2 separate regions of the Homo sapiens genome follow, and region 2 is linked to region 1. A link is a contact called in ENCODE Hi-C or POLR2A ChIA-PET data. All regions are on one chromosome and are shown on one strand. Each heading gives the region's core, a stretch centred on a gene start or an enhancer-like site at or near the end of the contact. The rest is flanking DNA. Distances are from core to core; before and after follow the strand shown. Region 1 overlaps PACSIN2 (protein kinase C and casein kinase substrate in neurons 2). Region 2 holds the start of TTLL1-AS1 (TTLL1 antisense RNA 1).

Region 1 (2,607 bases), core at 73-2,572:
TCTAGCCACACCTCCCACCACCACCAACTCTAGCCTGTTACCTTCTAACTCTTTTTATATTTCCTCAAAGCACATACCACTACCTCAGTTTTTACCTGTGTACAGTCTGCTTTCCCCTCTAGACAGTGAATTCCAGAAGCGTATCTCACATATGACAACAGGTCCTTTCTAACATTTGTTGAAACTGACAGCGACACACTTGGGGATCTTTACAAGTGAAATGGTGGGACAGTAAAGTGTTGACTTGATAAAAGGATATCAAATAAGACCTTTAGGATAATGTACTATTGGTATCAATTTTACTCACGAAGACCATATACTGACATATCTTGGATTACACAGGAGAGAAAAAAGATTAGTTACTCGGATTATTAACTACAAATGTTTATTGAGCTGAGAGCAAAACAATTTTTTGATGATTCTTACAAAGTCAATTCTAAAAAAAAAAAAAAGGAAAAAGCCAATTCTTCCACAATGGCCAGCTTGTAGAGCCACTAAGTCAGAAGCACTTCCCACCTGGAGCCTCCTGGGCAGCCCCCAGGACACCCCCCTGTCCACATGCCACTAGAAGTCCACACTTTCCACACTTTTATTTTGCTTTTGATCTTCAAAAAGGGGTCCTCTCTGAATCAGAGGAACCAACTGTGTTAGGAGACGAAATGTCCAATCAGTTACGCAGCACTTTAAATTCTCAAGTATCAAGAGTTGCTGTATCATTGAATCAGCATTTATATTTACAGTAGAATTTGAAAACACCTGGCAAAGCCAAGTTCCCATAATTAAGTCCAAAGCACATATTCAGAACCTAGTCTATTATTATCTTTATGTGTCAGAGGAAAACCTTGTTATCCCTGAAAAGTTGAGGTCTAAGACTTTAAGAAATTGGAAACAAACTATCTCTATGGTTCCATATACCTCCCCAACTTTCCTTAAATCCTGAACAACTCTTTAAGAAATATATATTTCTCAAAGCAATGAGATGTAGAAAGGTACCTCTCTGAATAATCCTGCATGCCTGGAGGGCGGGCAAAGCCGACTTCACCAGTGACTGCCAAGCCCAGCATTGTTTTTCTCTGGACTGCAGATTCTCAAAACAAGAGACCTGCCCAAAGTGGAAGCCTCAATTCAAGTCCAAAAATAAATGACAAAATAAATAAGAGCAACAGAACACACCCATGTTCATGTTTGAGGGGACCAAAGAACCAAGGGTGGTCTGTTAGATGTCTAGACCAAAATGTATAACACCAACTCCTCCCAAGCAAAAGCAGCAGCCTGTCCGTCCTATACTCTCAACCGTGGCGCCTAAAGGGGAAGTGGCTCCACACAGATGACATAGGTCCACCCACTCAAACCCCAACGGGGCCCTCACAGCCCCCGCACCCTGCACCGTCCTTCACAGAACCAGACCCTCTTTCTTCCCAGCATCTGCAAGTGGCAGAACAACGGACTTTTCCCATTTGGAGAAAAATGCTATTGCAGCTGGAGAAACATTCTTGGAAGTTATGAATAAGATATTCTGATTGTAAGGAATTGTAAATGTGATGCTGAAGTGTGTGAAAGTATGAACAAGCAGACGAGGAAATATTATGGCGCCATGGTAACAGAAACTATGGAAGAAACTCCAGTTCACAGAACTGTTTAAAAATAAACCGGATACTCAAATACCAGTGAAAAGCTACAATGACTCACACTGTTCTCCTCAAATACTTACAAGAACAGCCAGTTCTTTAACACACTTGTCTTCCAGGCTTTTTCCCCATTGGAGAAATGTGAGACAAAGAGAGTAAAAAGGAGCTTTGAAATTTTCTCTAATTTTACCAGCAAGTTGATCTGAATAACAACTTATATGTTTTAGAGTTGAGATGGGAGTATGGAAACGTGCAGAGAGCACTGAGGCTTTGAATAAAAACCATACTAAATTCAAAACATATAACCGAGGCCCAGAGTATGCTCAACTGTGTGCCCAAATACCAGTCAATCTGGTAAAGAGCTACAGCACAATTTCTACGGGAAACGCAAGACCTTCAAGGCACTGTGTGTGTGCAGATCGCCTTTTCCCTTCTTTTCCCTTCTTGGCTTCTGTGTACTCCCCCTCCTTTGGGCCCTGCCTCAGCTGCACATCCTCCAACTACACTTGCACACCTTTCAATGTGGCAGCTGCACACAGAACACCTCCTGGGGCCTCCCCACTCTGGCTTCCCAGCCTGCCCAGCAGCCTTGCCCCTCATGGGCTGGCCCTGATAGCCACACGTGCAGCACACTGCCACCTGAGACTGCCGCCTTGCTGGTCAACTCCCACCTACCTTGCAAGGCCCAGTTTGAGTGTCATCTCCTCCAAGAAGCCCCCCACCGTTCTAGTGACCCTTTGCCCACCACTGTCCCGTTATAGTTCCTCTATGGTGCCATTATTTGGCCCCCATTCCTCTTTCCCCAACCAAGTTGTTAACCCTGGTAGATCAGACCATACTCGAGTCACCTGCCTTCCCTAGTGCCTATCACGGTACCCACAGCTCCTCAGTGAGGGTCACTGAAAGAAAAAATGGAGCCAGGGCATGGATTTCTTTTCTTTCTTTTCTCTTTCTTTTCTTTTCTTTCTTCCTTTTTCTT
Region 2 (2,607 bases), core at 54-2,553, 100 kb after region 1:
CCCACGGCTGGGCGCAGTGGCTCACACCTGTATTCCCAGCACTCTGGAAGGCTGAGGCAGGCGGATCACCTAAGGCTGGGAGTTTGAGACCAGCCTAGCCAACATGGTGAAGCCCCATCTCTACTAAAAATACAAAAATTAGCCGGGCATGGTGGTGTACACCTGTAATCCCAGCTACTTGGGAAGCTGAGGCACGAGAATCACTTCAACCCGGGAGGCAGAGATTGCAGTGAGCTGAGGTTGCGCCACTGCACTCCAGCCTGCTGGGCGACAGAGCGAGACTCTGTCTCAAAAACAAAACAAAACAAAACAAAACTTAAACACCAGGGAACACACACAACACACATACCAATAAGATCACGAAGAAGGAATGGCTGAAAAGCCCACCAATTGTAGTTTATTTGGAGTCCAGCCAAGTACCATTTGTGTTGAAAAGACCTATTTTTCCCTAATTGGCAGTGAAACATCATTAAATATATGTACTCATATACACACACACAATATGGCATGTACACTTGACACACGTCCATGCATGGGCACTGAGAGAGCCTGGGCAAGTCAGTTAAGACCCTTATCTGAAGGACATACCCTTGGTGCCATTTGGGAGAACAAACTCCTGTTACTAGCATTGCAACAAAAACAGGTGGCAAGCTTTAAAGATAAACTCAAGACAGCGAGTGAAACTTCAGCAAATACGTGTTAATACGACCATGAGTAAAAGGCCCTTCCTGGCCGGGCGCAGTGGCTCACGCCTGTAATTTCAGCACTTTGGGAGGCGGAGGCGGGAGGATCACCTGAGGTCAGGAGTTCGAGACCAGCCTGGCCAACATGGTGAAACCCCGTCTCCACTAAAAATACAAAAATTAGTTGGGCGTGGTGGCAGGCGCCTGTAAGCCCACCTCTTTGGGAGGCTGAGCCATGAGAATCGCCTGAACCCAGGAGGTGGAGGTTGCAGTGAGCCTAGATTGTGCCATTGCACTCCAGCCTGGGTGTCAAGAGTGAAACTCCACCTCAAAAAAAAAAAAAAAAAAAAAGACCCTTCCTAAGAACAGCACTGTAACTCATGAGTTATTACTCAAATGCATCTGTCCATCTACCCACCAACTCAGGTCCTCTCCATACACTCCTGTAAGTCACCGGGCTACCGGGAGACTGCATGGGAACAACCACGCTCGCGCAGCCTGTCCCGCAGCCATCGCTCCTCCCACAGCTCCTGGCTGCCCACGGCGCTTCCCTGTAGCAAACCCAGCTGCTGACGTCATAAAAGGCACACAGCCGGACCTGTCTGTGCTCATCTAGTTCCATTTACAACAGACTCATCCACAAAACCGAAGTGGTAGAAACAGGTCTTTTTGAAGCCAGGCGTGGTGGCTCATGCCTGTAATCCCAACACTTTGGGAAGCTTAGGCAGGAGTATCGCTTGAGCCCAGGAGTTCGAGAACAGCCTGGCCAACATGGTGAAACTCTGTCTCTACAAAAAAAACTTTAAAAAGTAGCTGGGGGTGGTGGTGTGTGCCTGTGTGGTCCCAGTTACTCGGGAGGCTGAGGTGAGCGGATCACTTGAGCCCAGGAAGTTGAGCCACAATGGCACCACGGCACTCCAGCCTGGGTGACAGGGCGAGATCCTGTCTGAAAAGAAAAAAAAAAAGAAAAGAGAAGAAAAGAAAAGAAAACAGGTCTTCCTGGGAGCACCTAGACAAAGGCCTTTGTAAAGATAAATTACCGAGGAATATTTCTAGTTGCCTGTTTTCTTCAAAATCACAGTCAAGTAAGCTGGGCGTGGTGGCTCACCTCTGTAATCCCAGCATTTTGGGAGGCCGAGGTGGGCAGATCACCTGAGGTCAGGAGTTTGAGACCAGCCTGCCCAACATGGTCAAAACCCCATCTCTACTAAAAATACAAAAATTAGCCAGGTGTGGTGGCACACGCCTGTAATCCCAGCTACTTGGGAGCCTGAGGTGGGAGAAATACTACCCAGGAGGCAGAGGTTGCAGTGAGCCAAGATTGTGCCAGTGCACTCCAGCCTGGGCGACAGAGCAAAACTCTGTCTCGGGAAAAAAAAAAAAAATCGCAGTCAAGTAAAAAGAAACGCAACTAAAAGAGCCGTCAGTTAAATACATTCCTCTCTCGTGGCAGGACGAGTCTATAAGATTTGTTTTGTTTTTAATTTAGTGTAAAGTTTTTTTAATGTTTAAACCTTGTGACACATCAAATTACATGCTTGAAGCTGTTACTTTCTGTCAAAAAAGTGAGTTTTTAATATGAAAATTCTGCTTAGGTTAAAAATTAAAAAAAAAAGAGCGAGTTTTATACATCCGCATGAATTGTTTCCTTTAGCACTAGTCAAACAGACTCCATAACCTTCCAAAGAAGTGCCTTCGTTTATTTACAGGGCTTAGGAAAGGAAAAAAGCTCTACAAAAGGGAAATTTCAAAATAGGGCTTCAGCAGGGGCCCAGGTGGAGTGAGTAGTTTTGATAAGGTCCAGGTGGGACTCACTTCCAGGTGGTGAGGACCGCTCTCCCCGAGTCTCTCGATCGGCCTGCTCTGGGCCCCAGAGACTGACCCTGACGGCTTCTCAGCTCCCGGTCAGCCCCGTCACCCTGGG

What was found. A loop is a pair of places that touch in the nucleus more often than their neighbours do. ChIA-PET counts read pairs that join two places held with the same protein, here RNA polymerase II (POLR2A). Pooled maps may share reads with other maps.
Region 2: a map of MCF 10A shows a loop between it and region 1 (2.1-fold over the local background). The contact joins the promoter of TTLL1-AS1 here to the enhancer-like site in region 1. A Hi-C loop is called at or near these places in 1 of 168 maps with a recorded cell type or tissue (MCF 10A), 7 of 37 single-sample maps with no recorded cell type and 8 of 50 pooled maps. POLR2A ChIA-PET finds 5 or more read pairs at or near these places in 7 of 52 experiments (A549, AG04450, H1 and 3 more).

The regions. Positions count from the first base shown.
Region 1 is chr22:42,932,314-42,934,920 of GRCh38, forward strand. The region is part of intron 1 of PACSIN2 (protein kinase C and casein kinase substrate in neurons 2); the gene reads right to left. Among named protein-coding and RNA genes, the nearest start is that of ARFGAP3, 76 kb to the left of the region's middle. RefSeq lists enhancers at 1,704-2,220, 2,221-2,607. Within about 2 kb of position 1,323, at least 25 of the 41 ENCODE cell types and tissues checked have a DNase peak (open chromatin) inside an H3K27ac peak, as active enhancers do.
Region 2 is chr22:43,037,282-43,039,888 of GRCh38, forward strand. TTLL1-AS1 (TTLL1 antisense RNA 1) reads left to right here and starts at 1,304. Exons shown (of 3, transcript NR_125362.1): 1 at 1,304-2,607. TTLL1 (TTL family tubulin polyglutamylase complex subunit L1) reads right to left here. Exons shown (of 11, transcript NM_012263.5): 11 at 2,235-2,607. The coding sequence ends at 2,495.